2 separate regions of the Homo sapiens genome follow, and region 2 is linked to region 1. Evidence: chromatin loops called from intact Hi-C (ENCODE). Cell type or tissue: PC-9. All regions are shown on one strand. Links, peaks and the distances in the headings refer to the core of each region. The heading gives the core; the rest is flanking DNA.

What was found. Hi-C counts contacts between places; a loop is a spot of excess contacts. Peaks named below come from ENCODE experiments on the same cell type or tissue, not always from the same donor. Only the 100,000 strongest peaks of a DNase experiment are listed, where the experiment ranks them.
Region 2: it touches region 1 in a loop (5-fold over the local background); 8 of 110 quality-filtered maps call a loop at or near these places.

What each region holds. Positions count from the first base shown.
Region 1 is chr2:166,372,451-166,380,793 of GRCh38, forward strand. SCN9A (sodium voltage-gated channel alpha subunit 9) reads right to left here and starts at 3,494. Exons shown (of 27, transcript NM_001365536.1): 1 at 3,247-3,494. In PC-9, for the core only: no CTCF peak of the experiment used is centred there; no DNase peak of the experiment used is centred there; H3K4me3 peaks cover 1,492 bases.
Region 2 is chr2:166,177,349-166,185,691 of GRCh38, forward strand. The region is part of intron 3 of SCN1A-AS1 (SCN1A and SCN9A antisense RNA 1); the gene reads left to right. It also overlaps the pseudogene RN7SKP152. Among named protein-coding and RNA genes, the nearest start is that of SCN1A, 54 kb to the left of the region's middle. In PC-9, for the core only: CTCF peaks have their summits at 4,429 (motif pointing left) and 4,629; a DNase peak (open chromatin) is centred at 7,603.

The DNA of each region.
Region 1 (8,343 bases), core at 316-8,315:
GATGATACAGATTTAAACCTAACAAGGTTATCATTTTAGATTTGGAGTCACTTATAACCATATTAGTTTATGCAATCCAATTTTTTCTTAAAATATATTTTAATACATTTGTGGTCACTGCCTTTCTAAGAATGCATTACAAATTACTTACCTTTAAGTACATTATCACCTACACTGATAAAAGAGAGAATACATCTCAGGATATTTTAATTTTACCTCCTCAATATCATACCATGATATTGTAAAAATACTAAATGCTTGACAAATAAAAAATAGAATCACAAAATTCATGTTTCCAGGGTTAATATGCTTTATTCTGGAAGAATCCATATTTTTGTATTTTATTATTTATATAAATATCTACGAACCCCCTACTACTTGATGCCAGGCACTATTCTGGAAGCTAAGTCAACAATGAAGACATAGTCTGGGTTCCCTTGGAGTATTTGGTATGCAAATTCACAAAATACCTGCATGCTGTAACAAGCAGTATGAAAGAAACAAGGTTCCAACATCAAGACCAACACGGGACAACCTACTTTTAACAAGATGATCAAAAATGATCTTTCCAAAACAAAAAAACCTCGAGTTGAGATTTAAAGTTTAAGAAGGAGTAAGCACGCATAGAGTTCAGGCATTGGGAACAGCATTTGAAAAGGCCTTAAAGAGTGCTATTGTTTCATGTGTTTTAGCCACGACCTGGGCAGGAGCACCTTAATGAGAAGAGAATAGGTTCTGGTGAGGTTGGAGAGAAGGGACAGAACAGAGAGTAAACCATATGCTGAGGAAAGGCATTTACTGTTGTTGCTAATTGGTCTCTGTGTTGCCATGTTTATTTCTTCTTCTCCTCTTCTTCTTCCTCTTTTTTTTTTTTTTTAAATGCAGTTGTGAGCCAATGTTTGTTAGGGGAGACAGGATGGTATTGCTTTGTATAGAGAATGAATTGCAGGGGAGAAAATTACAGAAGTGGAGAGATTGATATGGAGGCTGTGGCAGGATTCCAAGTAAATTATGATGATGACCTGAACTAATTTGGTGGCCGTGTAGATACAGAAAAGAGGGTGAATGAGAGGCATCTGAGACGTATGATGAAATAGAAATAAGTTTGGGAGATAAGATTGATAGATCTACTTACAGGCTGGAAAGGGCTGAAATGGAGTAATAAGGAAGAGAGCAATCAAAGGTGATTTCAATACTTGGATGGTGAAGGCATTTATTCAGATAATGAAGATGGGAGGAAAGAATCTGAGACAGAGTTTTAGGGAAAGTCATAAATTATTATCATTATGACATCTAGAATGTTCCATTTACATCAATAAACTTTAAGCTCTTTTACAAGATCATGACTTGTCTTAGAAAAGTACCATATAAATCCTTCTAGCACTTCACACTCTTTTGCATAACTAATAGGAATAGAAATTGGATAAAAAATAGATTTTATTATTCATGTAAAATGAAAAATTCTACTTTTTTCCTTGCCACAGAGAAAGTGGGTTGATTATATTAAATAAATAGAACCCTACTGATTGCTCTTCTGAATTTATTTATTTGTTTATCTATTTTGCTTCTGAAACTCAGCACAGCAACAGGTAGTAAAAACATAGAAGCATTACCACAGAAGGGCTCCCATGATTATATGCAGGCCCTAGGGGAAAGGAGGCCCAAGATGCTTTTGGCAGAGAGCCAGACCTGACTCATCTTTCTTCTGTAGAAGCATCAGGTACTCTGTGAGCCTAGCCCTGCACCATAGGAATCAAGGCATATCATATATCCAGTCACTGTAAAAACACATCACTGAGTCCCACAACTGCACAGTGGCTTACTTAAGGAAACCTCCTTTTAAACCTCTACAAAATTTTAAAAAACTTGTCTTAAGCCAAACTATCAGTTGCCTAAATAGAGGGCACATTCTTCTTTACATCAAATACCATATTCTGTCTAGAGTTTTGTTGTTGATAAGCTAGTCTAACAATCATGAAAATTTGCGACACAGGGATCAGATAAGACTAGCTTTCAAACTAATCAATAATTTTTAAAAAATCTCACCATAATTATAAGAAAAAATTATAAACTTTTTTAAATAGTGGAAAAAATCTGAAGAATTTGCAATAAAATGAACAGTTTAATAATTGGATTTGGTTTGCAGTTTATATAAAATAGGTTTATATTGATGTTAAAGCAAAAATTATAAAATATATTTAAATAACAAGGAAAGAAAGAGAAAGAAAATCTTTATCTTGTCTACAGGGAAGAAGAAATAGAAAAGAATAATAAATATGTTTCTGAAAAGAACTGAACTTCCCAACACTGACTTCCTATTCAGTAACTGACAAGCTATCACTTCCTTGAAAGCTTACTTTGATTTGGCTTTTATCTTACTGACACTAGCTTCTTAAAAACCCCCCTAAGTTTCTCATGTAAATTGCTCTTAACATCAGAGTAGATATAATCTATGAACGCTCCAACTTAAAAAAAAAAAACTAAAATAATGAGTGAAATGTTTACTATAATCACAAAAACTGGCATTAATGTTTCTAGTTTCTTGTTCTGATTTTTGTCTTGAATATAAGGCACGAAAATATCCATTTTTTCCTAAAAGTAAATGAGTTTCCCAAGTTGAATTCGATAAAAAGTTAAAAGGATTCTGCATCTTTTCTGAATTTCACTATAAAGTGCTTATTCGAAAAAATAAATAAATAATCTGCGCTGAGAAATAGGGGCAGAGCTGTCCTGTCAATTATTTGTGTTTGTGTGCTCTTAAGGGGTGCGGGGTTCTTTTCTGTCCCCACAGGTTGTATCTGCTAAGCTGGTTCTGCACGCTCAGCTTTGCAGATGGGAAATACAGCACATGCTTTTTGCTCGTAAAAAATGTGAGCTGCCCCTTGAATTGAAGTCCATCTAACAACTCTGCTAGCGTAAACAGAAATAAAAGACAGTAAACCACCAGGCATTGCTACCCTTCCTTTCCACAGTTTCAGAACCTGGCAGCAAACCCACAGAGTCAAAACCGCACAGGAGCTGCCCAGCTATCGAAATAACTACGCTTCCAGCCCTTCTTCCTCCCATTGCTGGAACCACCCGGTCAAGCTTCTCCCCTCTCTTCTTTCCAGGTGGCGTAATACAGGGTTCCAGAACCGAGATGTGAAAATAGACACAGGTGGGTGTGGCGGTTGAGGCGAGCACGGGCGAAAGACCGAGGGCTTCTCCTCCCCTCCCCACAGAAGCAGCAAAAGAAAAGGCACTTACTTGCAACCTAGCCCGCCGATCATCCCCACCCAGTGCACCTGCAGAATCTGGCTCCAGGAGAGGGCGCGGGCCTCTCCTTCCCCGGCGCTCTCTCAGGGCTGCTTCTTTTTCTCTGGGCTCCTGTTGCTCAGGGGACGCCTGCCGCTAGCAGCCACTGGCACCCAGGCTAGCCCAGCCTCAGCCGAGCTGGCGGAATTGGAAAGCCGACAGCCGCCGCTGGAGCGCTGGCGACCGCCTGCAAGCAGACTGCGCCCCTCCTGCCAGGGCGCGCCCGTGGAGGTAGCAGCCCCGCCTCCCCGAGGGCAGCTGCGCCGCTTTGCCTCCTCCACTCCTCCCAGCGCGCCCGGGTCCCCACCCCTTGCTCCCTCCCTCCCTCCCTCTCTCCACTCCTGCGGGCGGCGCAGGGCGGGGACCCAGCTAGGGGCGCGGTGGTGGCGACGCTGTAGCCTCTGCACCATGCGCTAATAGAAGGCGGAGGAGGGGGTTGCACGACCTGCCATCCACGGCCACCCATTGGGTGGGGCGTGTGTGTGTTTGAGTGTGTGTGTGTGTGTGTCCAGCAGCCAGAAGAGCCCTTCCCTTATCTCACCCCCGCCCCCATCATCCCTTTCCTCCCTTCCTGCTCAGCAGAATCGGCTAATGTTTCCGAGAAGTCACTTTGTGTGGCTTGGTGGGGAGCTGGAGAAAAACTCCGGAGCAGAGGAGGTGGGGACCAATGGCAAAGCCCTGAGTCTGGGGCAGTGGCTGGGGAGCCAGACAACACCGCCAGGCCAGCGCCTCCCCGACCTTGGGCTCTGAAGAGTCTAGGCTGGGAATTGGTTTCTTCCGTAGGGCTTTGCTCACAACCGCGAGTGGGGCGGTGACGCTCAAGACCGGTATCTAGGCTATGTTTTCTGTTTTCTTTATATATATGTATATATAAAATCAATTGAATTGCAGCGTCTTCCAGGCAAGCAAATAATACATTTTCTTTCGAAGATGCAGTGAAGAATCAGAGGAGGTCCTAGGTGGGGAAAGAAACGTGGGGAAAAGGCTGCTTTTCCAGACCTGGGACCCGATTATCTGAATATGCCATCAGTCATATGGGTTCTGAATTTCAGAGCTGGTAGGAGCGACTGTGAAAATAAATTTTTTAAAAATTCATTTTGTGTGGAGTGTGTGCGTGCGCTTTCCTACAGCAGCCTGGGAGGAAGAACAATGGAAACAGGGTTGAATTATCTTTCTCAAAGAGAAACAGGAAATTTCCACCAAGGGAAGAAATCAAAGGATGGCCATAGGGCAGGGTGCCTCTCAAAAGGGCAGACCACTTTGCAGGATAAACACTAGTGACGGGCACTTTTATTATTTGCTTCCACACCTTCTATCATGGAAATGATGCTTAGAGATAACCGGAAGGAAATCAAATCCCAGGGTCTACTTTTCCCTGCTGCTTTCTTTGCTTCTGAGATTTGTCCTGGGGCTTTGGACCTTACATTCTTGACTTGTAAGATGTGCTATTGAAGGAAGGAAACTTCAGTGACTGAGACTGTGCAATGAAGGTGAACTAGCTCACTTGTGATAATTCTCAGTGCCATATCCTGGACAAATCGCCTTCTCTTCCCTGATTGGTGGTAGATATAGGAAGAAGAGTTCAACTGCAATAGGAATAATGGTCTTTTTTATTAGATGCAAGCAATGCCACATTCTTTTATTTTTAAAATTTTATTTTTAGAGCAATTTTAGGTTCACAGCAAAACTGAAGGGAGGGTACAGAGATTTCCCACATAACCGCTACTCCCACACAAGAATAGCCTCCCCCATTATCAACATTCCCCACCAGAATGAAACATTTGTTAAAATTAATGAACTTACTTTGAGGTTTCATTATCTCCCAAGGTCTGTAGTTCACATTTAGGGTTAGCTCATGGTGTTGTCCATTCTATGGGGTTAGGCAAATATATAATGACATGTATCCACCATTACAGTATCTTACAGAGTAATTTCAGTTCTCTCCTGAATTCTCTGTGTTCCACTTATTCATCTCCCATTTCAACCCCTGGCAAGTACTGATCATTTTACTGTCTTTATAGTTTTGCCTTCTCCAGGATATCCTATAGTTGCAATAATACAGAATATAGCCCTTTCAGATTGACTCCTTTCACTTAGCAATATGCTTTTAGTTTTCCTCCATGGCTTTTCATAGCTTGATAGCTCATTTCTTTACAGTGCTGAATAATATTCCATTGACTGGTGGTACCATAGTTTATTCATTCACCTACTGAAGGACATCTTGTTTGCTTCCAAGTTTTAGCAATTATGCGTAAAGCCTCTATAAACATCTTTGTGAAGGTTACTGTGTGGACATGTTTTCAAGTCCTTTGGGTGAACATCAAGGAGCACAATTGCTGGATCATATGGTGAGAGTATGTTTAGTTTTTAAAGAAACTGCTACACTGTCCTCAAAGTGGCTGGAGCATTTTGCATTCCCACCAGCAATACATGAGAGTTCCTGTTGCCTCACATCCTTGGCCAGAACTTGATATCATCAGTGTTCTGGATTTTGGTTATTCCAATACATATGTGGTGGTATCTCATGCCCATTGTTGATACCATAAGTGTTATTTGATTTGCATTTCCCCTGTGATATATGATGTGGATCACCTTTTTATATGCTTATTTGCAATATGTGCATCTTCTTTGGTCTGTTAAGGTATATGGCCCATTTTTTTCATTGGGTTATTTCTTTTCTTGTTGTTGAGTTTTAAGCTTTATTTGTATATTTTGGTTAACAGTCATTTGTCAGATGTGTCTTTTGCAAATATTTATCTAACACTGGCTTGTTGTCCGTTTTTGCAGAGCAGAAGTTTTTAATTTTAATGCAGTTCACCTTAGCAATTATGTCTCTTATAGATTATGCCTTTGCTGTTATATCTAGAATAACACATATGTTAGATACATTCTTAGAGTGGAATATATAATGCATTATACATTATATATAACCTATATATTATAACATGTTATATATTATATTACTATATTATGTTATAATATATGTTATGTATAATACATATGTTGTATATAATATATAACATATTATATATTCCACTTTAAGCATCCATTAACAAGAACTTACTATTCTCAATATATCTAGGTTCTTGTTAGAGATCTTCAAACATAAAATCCTGGAAAATGATAAAACCAAAAATAAAATCCTCTTGGTCTGACTGAGGGATCCCTTGCAGGATTTTCCCTGTGAGCTCATAGGCAAAGCATTAGGTATATTATTCATTATTTTCCCAATTTTCTTTCATGTTCCAACTATTTATTTCCTTTCCATTTCTTTTATGTGCCATTCCTAGTCTACAGAACATTAGCTGTTTGTGTTTTTCTTGCTCTTTTGGCAGCCCTAGAAATTTTATCTTGGTTTAAACCCAGAAAAAGTATCTTTCCAAATTTCTTATTAAATACTACACTGCACAGCCTTGAGAGTTCATTAAACACTAAATGACAGCGTCAGATGTAGACATAAGTAGATGGTACGTTTAAAATTTAAAGGGTAGGCTTGAATTAAGGGAACCAGACAAAGCCTGTCTGGTTGAAAAAGCCAATAACCAATAAGTTCCTAATCATATTTACAACTGACCTTCCGTAACTTAGATAGAAAAATGTGGAAATGTTGAGTCATGGAAATTAACTAACATCATACAATCCATACCAGAATAGGAATAAGAATTTTATTTCCCTTAGTGAGAAATAAATGGATATCCACACTTCTGTATTTTCCACAATTGCCACTGCAATTTTCAAAACTGTAGAAGTTTCTGGAAGAACAAAAAATAGACAGTAATATTAAGGCAATAAAATTAATACAATACTGAAAGAGTTTGTTTTTCTCTAATTAAATAGGATTAGAAAAATACTTTTACCTTCTAATATTGGCTGCACGGCAATATTACAAAGTAAGAAAAAACAATTATTCTGTTGTGAAAATAGAAGAATAAAGTTACAAGTTTTGTGTATACATAGCTAAAAAGTAGGATTCAAAAGTAGAACTTCAAATTATAACTAAAAAGAAATAGAATATACAATGAAGATTATCAGACATAGATTGGAGTGATGAGATGGGCAAATGATGCTTAATGAAACAACTGAAGAAAAGAGGTTTCCTAAATGTATTGGCATCTGAGTGTTTGCTCGTCTAATTTGACGTGGTCTGGATTTTTTTGGCCAGAAAACTGATGTGAAGAAAAATAAATGTTTTGTCTTGCATGTAGTAGATGCTTAGTAAGTATATTAATTGATTACTTATTCCTGAAGAATTTTCCCCAGTGTCATAGTCCACTGATGGGTCCCTTACCCTAACAATGGTTTTGCTGATAATGTGCTTTCTGTGGAGTTATTTTTGATCAAAACTATTGTTATCGACATTCCCTTGTAGAAGTCTTCCATTAGATAAGGGGACAAAATATATGAAACACTAGTTTTCAGTCATTGGGCAACATTATCTATAAGACAGTGATCCCTAGAGAAGAGAAAGAAAGTGAGGCTGTGATTGTCTCTGCATACTACACAAAGTTTCTAAACCACAGCTCAGGAAGATGGAAACATGAAGAGCCAGAAAATAAGAGTTTGATAGGCTGAGGGAGCTAGAATTTGTTTATTTGGGACAGGACACCTAAGACAAGGGAGCTGAACAGAGAGTATACCAGAGATCTGTAGAAAGAGACCTCAAGTTTTTGCTTGACAGCATTCTGCAATTGTGTGAAAACAAAAATACCCTAAGCCAGAGAAAGAACTACAGTCATGCATTGCCTAACAATGGAGATATGTACCGAGAAATGTGTCACTAGGCAATTTTAACATCATAGAGACAGTACTTACACAAACCTAGATGGTATAGTCTACTACATACTTAGTCTTTATGGTATAGCCTATTGCTTCTAGGCTATAAACCTGTACAACATGTTACTGTACTGAGACAATTGTAACACAGTGGTATTTTTGTGTCTAATCATACCTAAACATAGAAAAGTTACAGTAAAAATACAGTATTATAATCTGTGGGACCACCATCATATATGCAGTCTGTCCTTGACTGAAGTGTTATCTGGCACATGA
Region 2 (8,343 bases), core at 156-8,155, 200 kb before region 1:
ACACAATGAGCCACCTACAAGCTGAGTGTGCAACCCATGAGGTCGCAGGAGTCCAGAGCTGTGGGCTGGCCGCCTCTCATATCTTTGGAAGCCAAATCACAATTTAAGACTTACCTACTGTCATATAGCACGTTCCTTCCTGTTGACAGTTACATACTTTCTAGATCAATTTCTTATATTTTCCATTTTTAATTTTTGTGAGGACATAGTAAGTATATATATTTATGCAGTACATGAGATGTTCTGATACAGACATACAATGCATAATTATCACATCATGGCAGATGGGTTATCCAACTCCTCGAGCATATATCCTTTGTGTTACAAACAATCTAATCACATTCTTTTAGTTATTTTAAAATGTACAATTAAATTATTATTGACTACAGTCACCCTGTTGTGCTATCAAACACTAGGTCTTATTCATTCATTTTAACTATTTGTCTCTTCCCCTCAGACTCCTCACTCCCCACTGTCCTTCCCAGCCTCTAGTAACCATCCTTCTACTCTCAAACTTCGTGGGTACAGTAGTTTTCATTTTTATATCCCACAAATAAGTGACAACATGGATGTTTGTCTTTCTGTGCCTGGCTTATTCATTTAACATAATGACCTCCAGTTCCATCCATGTTGCTGCAAATGACTGAATTCATTCTCTTTTTTTTTTGTGGCTGAAGAGTACCCCTTTGTGTATAAGAATCATACTTTCTTAATCCATTTATCTGTTTAAAGACATTTGGGTTGCTTCCAAATCATGGCTATTGTGAACAGAGCTGTAGCAAACATGGGAGTGCAGGTATCTCTTTGATATATTAATTTTCTTTCTTTTGCATGTATACCCAACAGTGGGGTTGCTGGATCGTATGGTAGCTTTATTTTTAGTTTTCTGAGGAATTTTCAAATGGTTCTCCATAGTGATTGTACTAATTTACATTCCCACCAACAGTGTATGAAGGTGTCCTTTTCTCCACAGCTAACATTTGTTATTGCCTGTCTTTTGGATGTAAGCCATTTTAACTGGGGTGAGATATCATCTCATTGCAGTTTTTGATTTGCAGTTTTCTGATGATCAGTGATGTTGAGTACATTTTCATGTACCTGTTTGTCATTTGTATGTCTTCTTTTGAGAAATTTCTATTCAAATATTTTGTCTATTTTTTATTCAGTTTATTAGACTTTTTCAAACAGAGATATTTAAGTTCCTTGTATATTCTGATTATTAATCCCTTGTTAGATGGGTAGTTTGCAGAATAGAGAGCTCAGAACCAAATACACACACCTACAGTAAACTCATTTTCGATAAAGGTGCCAAGAACATGCAATGTGGAAAAGGCAGTCTCTTCAATAGACGGTGTTGAGAAAACTGGATATCTATATGCAGACAAATAAAACTAGACCCCTATTCTTCACTATATCTAAAAATCAAATTAAAATCAATTAAATAATTAAATATATGAATTCAAGCTATGGAACTGCTACAAGAAAACGTTAAGGAAACTCTCCAAGACTTTGGTACGGGCAAAGATTTCTTGAGGAATACCCCACAAGAACAGGCAACCAAATCAAAGACGGACAAATGGGATCACATCAAGCTAAAAAAAAAACTGCACAGCAAAGGAAACAGTGAACAAAGTGGAGAGACTACCCGCAGAGTAGATCCGTTTCTCTTCAACAATCCTACAGGTGGCCTTTTACAGTGAGGTCCATGGAACTTAAATGTGTTTACTGAGATGTTCCTGACTTGGCTTCTCTCACTGTTCTTTTAAGTACAGATACCTGTACTGTGTAAGTATTGTGTCAATATAAAATAAATCCCCAGAAAACCAAACATTGTTAAAATGTGTCCTAACAATTCGGGGTGAGGAGAAGGATTCAGACACATGAAATTTAAACAATGACCAAAGTAAAATTCTCAGTGAAGAAGTTAGTCAAGTTTGTGAAAGTTTCTGAATAAAAAGTTATGTTATTCTTTTTGACTCGTACTGATTTATTTCTGCAGTATGAGACTTAACTGCATTTTGTAACATGGTAAGTCTATTTCAATGGCCAGAAGATGGAGCCATTATATAAAGAATTTTAAAAACTTACATCCCCAAAAAAACTACGTTTCTCTTTTTACTAAATAATTATTTTAAAACATCTTATGGAATCAGAGTAGTCTGAGTATCTTTTTGCTTTTAACAATGAAAAAGAAGTAATATTTTATCCTCACATATGCAGAGAAGTAATATATTTTTAGGCAATTAGCACCTACATAAGTGAGCATATTCATAGAGGATTCATTGCTTCTGTCCTCAATGAGTGAATTATATTAGGAGAGATACCCGTAAGGTAATAATAGAATAAGCTGTTGCATGTTTATACTGTAGAATTATAATCACATTGGTTACTTTGGACCCTGGAAAACTTTATCAAGCAGGTGGCATATGAGCTGCTACTCTTTAACAATATTATTTGGGATTCTCGTATAACAGGTAATCTGGGACTGTATTTTGACAATGAGAGGTGCTCTAATTAAAAAATAATCTATTATGTACCATCTATAAACACCATCTTCCTATACATTAATAATAATTCTTCTCTATGACCTTTTGAGCGTTTCCAAGCATTTTCCAAGTTCTTTCATATACTGCTCATAATAATCTATACTTACCTACAACAGGAGACAAAACAAAGAAGTTAAATGTCATATTTAACTAAGATCACACAGTCAGTAAGTAGCAGAGACTGAGACCCAAAGAGGCACTGACATAGAGGAGAAACTCATAGAGGCACTGACATAGAGGAGAAACTCATAGAGGCACTGTCTACTGGATTTCTCAGCTGGCACTCTAACTTCTACAGTTCAGCACATGCTTGAAACGAACTAGCAACTTAAGGAAATGAGTGCTTTCTGGATGGGTAAGTTTTAGGAGGACACATTGAAAGTTATGTGTAAAGAATATAGAACCTATGAATTAAAATCCAGAGCGGATTGAGGGGAGAATATGGCCAACTAGAGGGGAGAAGATGGCCAACTAGATTGAGCCGGGAAGCTACGCTCCCAGCAAGAGAAATCAAAATATGAAATAAGCCATCGCACTTTGAACAGATCTTTTGAGAGAAAACACTGAAAGTAAATAGAGAGGCGATGCAGACAACGAGGTGGAAGAGGGAGGAAGCTGGGACCCTGCACGGAGTTGCCAAATGTCAGAACCGGCTCCCAGCCCTTAACTGGTCCTAATGAAGTGAAAGGACCAGGTCCTAAGGAAGTGAAAGAACACTTCCAGGTCCTAAGTGTTCTAGGCTTCCAGGTCCTAAGGAAGTGAAAGAACACTCCCGCCACTGACCTCTGAAATCCTAGCTACAAGAGATCCCACGACCCCTACAGGCATTGGAAAGCTTGTTTGGAGGTCCTAGCAGGGGAGCGCAGCTACTTGTATATCCTTGACCGAAGACTGGTTCTCCTCTATCCTTCTGTTGGAGATGGTCATCCTCTTCGGCAGAGCGGGCAGCTTTGGGAGGTTCGCACCTGGGGCGGTGAAGGAGGAAGGGGACACCTGCCTAGCCAGCGAGATCAGCCAAATCAACCCTGGCGATCAATGGGCCTGGTCCCAATACCCAAACATTTGAGCACACAGCTAAGGAATATGGAGCTGAAATCTGTCGCTGAAGCTCAAGCGGAGGAGGAGCCCCCACTCTCAGAGCACTGAGAGAGGCATATATGCTCAAGGGCCGGCGCCGGAGCTGGGTGTGCCTCCCTCCACAAGACCAGCCCGGGAAGGGTGTAGCCTGCTTGCGAGCTCTGCCTGAGGGAGCCCCACAGATGGGAACAATTAACCCAGTGATCCGGGTGCAGAATGCTTGGGACAAAACTAGCTGGTTTGGTCCAGCTACTGGGGCAGACCCCGGAAAGAGACCTGGTTGGGGGAGCGTGAGCTGCGCAGACCCCACAACTGTCTGCTGGGCAAAGAACCCTGGGCCATGGGGGCCACACCGGTTGCACAACCATGGCAATCCTGCCCTACCCAGGGATCCTCCACCTTTGACCCACTGCATCAAAACATAAACCACAGATGTATCCTACAAACTGCCCTGACTCTGCAAAGTACAGGGGACCAGTGGGCACCTAAGGTTGTTAGGTTGCTATGAGATCCAGGGAGCTGGATCATAACAACCTAACAACCATGGGTTAGGGCCACCCCTAAGGAACGGAGAAGTGCAGGCAACCAGGGCCCCTCGGGCTAAGGAAAGGCTAGTGCCGCCCAATGATTGGAGGGGGTCCCCGCAAGGCCCATGGACTTGGTGACAGGGTCATCTCGTGCCTCCCCCATCTCCCACACCCGAGAGTACCGCTGCAAATGCACTGAAATACAAAACAGGTGAGCGCCTAAGAGCCTATCTGCCAGCCCTTACTATTAATATTACGCGCCGTCGCCATCTACTGGATCAAGCCTGGATTACACCACCAAATAAAAATTCTCCCAGTGCACATTGCTGGTGAAATCCAATGCAGGAATCTAGCCACAAAAAAAAAGATCAGGCACAGAGCCTCGGCCTTTGAAAGTACAAAAAAAAAAAAAAAAAAAATGAAGACAGTAGATCATACTCAACATAAACCAAAGTCAAACCCTCTAGGGATATAATATAAAAACAAAAGCTTTGTCTAAGTGACAGCAACTTCCAAAAGCTATAGGAACACCAGCCCTGACAGATACAGAATTCAGAATCTGGATGGCAAAGAAGGTCAACGAGATTCTGGAGACGCTGAAACACAATCCAAGGAAGCAAGTAAAACATTCCAAGAGTGGAAAGATGATATAACCATTTTAAGAAAGAACCAAACGGAATTTCTGGAATTGAAAAACTTACTACAGGAATTTTATAATATACTTGGAACTATTAACAACCTAATAGACCAACATGAGGAAAGAATGTCAGATCCTGAAGACTTGTCCTTCAAATAAACCCAGTCAGACAAAAACAAAGAAAAAAAAAAAGAATTTCAAAAGTTAACAAAACCTCTGAGAAATATGGGATTTTGTAAAGAGACCAAACCTGTGACTCATTGGCATTTCTGAAAGAAAAGGAGAGTGTAAGCAACTTGGAAAACACATTTGAGGATGTAGTTCACAAAATTTTCCGCAATCACTACAGGCTGATATGCAAATTCAAGACATCCAGAGAACGCCTGTGAGATACTATACAACAGTGGCCCCCAACCTCTTTGGCTCCAGGAACCGGTTTAGTGGAAGGTAATCTTTCCATGGACTGGGGAGGTGGGTATGGTTTTGGGATGATGGGAAACACATTATATTTATTGTGCACCTTATTTCTATTATTATTACATTCTAATACATAGTGAAATAATTATATAACTCACCATAATGTAGATTCAGTGAGAGCCCTCAGCTTGTTTGCCTGCAACCAGAGGTCCTATCTGGGGATGATGGGAGACAGTAACAGATCATCAGGCATTAGAGTCTTATATGGACCATGCAATCTAGATCCCTAGCAAGCACAGTTCACTTCTGGTGACAGGTTCAATCGTACTCTAAACTTCAGCATCACAAAATATACCTTTGTAACAAAACTTTGTGCCCTCAGAATCTAAAATAAAAGTTGAAAAAGACAAAAAAATTAGAGCAATTTCCATGGGTTATCAAACTTAGCTGCTCATTACAATCACCCCTGGAGCTTCTAAAAATTTCAATACACTCAGCTACACCCCAGATTAATTTAAGTAGTATCTATGGGAAGAGACACAGGCATGGGTTTTAAGGTCTCCAGGTGATTGTAACATGCAGTAAAGTTTGAGAAACAGGGCTCTTAACCAGCATTTTCTCAGTTGTCATGCATATACAAATCCTTGGCATCTAGAGAGCCCCTCCTAAGTGTGGTTACTAGACAAAAAGCCTCAGCATTACCTGGAGATTGTTAGTTAGAAATGCAAATTTTGAGCCCCACTGTATATTTATTGAATCTGAATCAGAACCCCTGGGGTACATGCCAGCATTCTGTGTGTTAAAGTTCTCCAGCTGATTCTAATGTGTGCAAATGTTTGAGAATTAATGGTCTCACCTGGGACCATTCTCCTCCTCCTCCTTTTTATTGCTGTCAGGTGGAAGTGACACCATCTTCCAAAGGCATGGAACTTTATTACTTCATTGACAGTTTTATCCTGGAAACTGATCTAGCTTTTGTTTTTCACCAGAATTTCTAAACAAATAGGCACAAGCTGTTTGATATTGGGTCACTTTTTCTTTCAATGGCTGGTCCCCTTGATGTCTAAAACTTTCGTGTTTTAGGAGGGTGTCGAAAAAGGGAATTAGCAAAGAAGGGAAAAAAGAGGAGAGAGCATTTCCAAGACTTTGTTGGTGCACTGAACTTTTAGAATTCTCATTCCAACTAATTATGTACTACACATATAGTTAACACTAAAAATAAAATTTGCATCATCTGTGAGACATCTAGGATGTTCGGAAAGTAACTATGATCTTACAAAGCAGCTTGACACTGACAATACTCTTGTTTGTTGCTTTGTTTTTGGTGGTTTTTTTTACTACTACTCCCTGAAACAAATGAAAGATGTGGTATCTGGAGTCAGATCTGAATTTGAACCTTGATTTTACCCCTTTTGTGATGTGTATCTGAGCATGTTACCCAAGTTTATTTCCTCATCTCTCACAGATAACTGACAAATTAGTTTTTAGCATTGTGCTAAGATAGGAGAGCCTGAACATAAAATACCTCCCATTATTCTTGGCACCTAGTAGATGTCAGTGGTGTGCTGGAGCCTTCTTGGGCCAGCTGGAGAGAGCAATGGTGCACGGCTCCTTCCAAGTCTATGTTCAGTGACTTCAGATTGTTTGCTGGAATTTAGCCATGGGATGAGTGTTTACACCACAGAAATAGGCAAAAGATACATAGAGAAAAGGTCTTATCCTCCAGGAGAGCCAGTTGCTTTACATTTACCAGTACACCATTGGTAGACATTTCTTTCGTGGTTATCTGTTGATGGGTAGATTTTAGAAGGTAATTTGTTTTTCTCTCATGAAACAAAAGTAGCAAAGCATAGCCCAAATGGGAGGACGTCACAGAAGGGCTCCAGGAAAGCCCTTCCTGAGATCACTCTCTTACCATGTATCTATTATGTATTCTCAGAATTTCTCTCAAATTCCCAGACTCACGGAAAAGGTGACACTCAATTATGAGCAGACACTGACATTTTTTGTGAGATTAGTTCATCAGAGGTTTTCCTTCTAAGCCAAACTGACTGAGTTCAGGGATCTGAAAAACACAATTTAACTAATGAGGATCTGTTGGCTGTAAGGCCATCTAGGGATGAAGATAGCTAAAGCAAACAATGTCTGTAGCTCATGGGGTAACATTTATCAATGCAGAGGAGACAAATAAACACATAATCAACTTTCCATAATTTTAGATAATAGTAAATGGTAGATGAAAGTAAAACAGTTTAATTTGGTAAACAGTGAGCAGGGCAGTGGAATTGCTTTAAGTAGGCTCACCAGGAAAGGCTTCTCTAATAAGGAAATATTTCAACTGAAATCTAAAAGGATGCAGCTGTGTTCTGAATCAGAGAACATTCCAGGTGACAAAGAGCAAGAGAAAGGCCCTGAGGCAAGAATAAACTTGTTTTCAAGAACAGAAAGCAGGTTAGTAGAGCTGAGGCACTGTGAGTTTAAGAAGAGGTTGGTGTTACATGGAGCAGCAGCACAGTCAAGCAGGGAACAGATCACGTAAAGCCCTTTAGAGAGTGAAGTCGGCTTTTTATGCTAGGTGCAACTGGGAGTTCTGAACACGGTAAGAAGCACTGGTGGTCATGGAGACAGTAGCCTGATCGCCAATGGAGTTTTTTTTTTTTATTATTATTATACTTTAAGTTTTAGGGTACATGTGCACAATGTGCAGGTTTGTTATGTATATATACATGTGCCATGTTGGTGTGCTGCACCCATTAACTCGTCATTTAACATTACGTATGTCTCCTAATGCTATCCCTCCCCCCTCCCCCCACCCCATAACAGGTCCCGGTGTGTGATGTTCCCCTTCCTGTGTCCATGTGTTCTCATTGTTCAATTCCCACCTAGGAGTGAGAACATGCGGTGTTTGGTTTTTTGTCCAATAGAGTTTTAAAGGATCACTCTGATCACTCTGTGAAGAATACATTTTAGAAAGTCAAAAGTGGAGCCAAAAGACCAGTTAAGTGGCTACTACGATAGTGTAGGTAAAAGATATAATAGTGGCTTGGACAAGGGGGCAGGTGGTCTAGATGAATAGAAAAGGGTAGATTTGGGATATATTTTACAGGTTGAATCAGTAGCGTTTGTTGATGGATTCGAT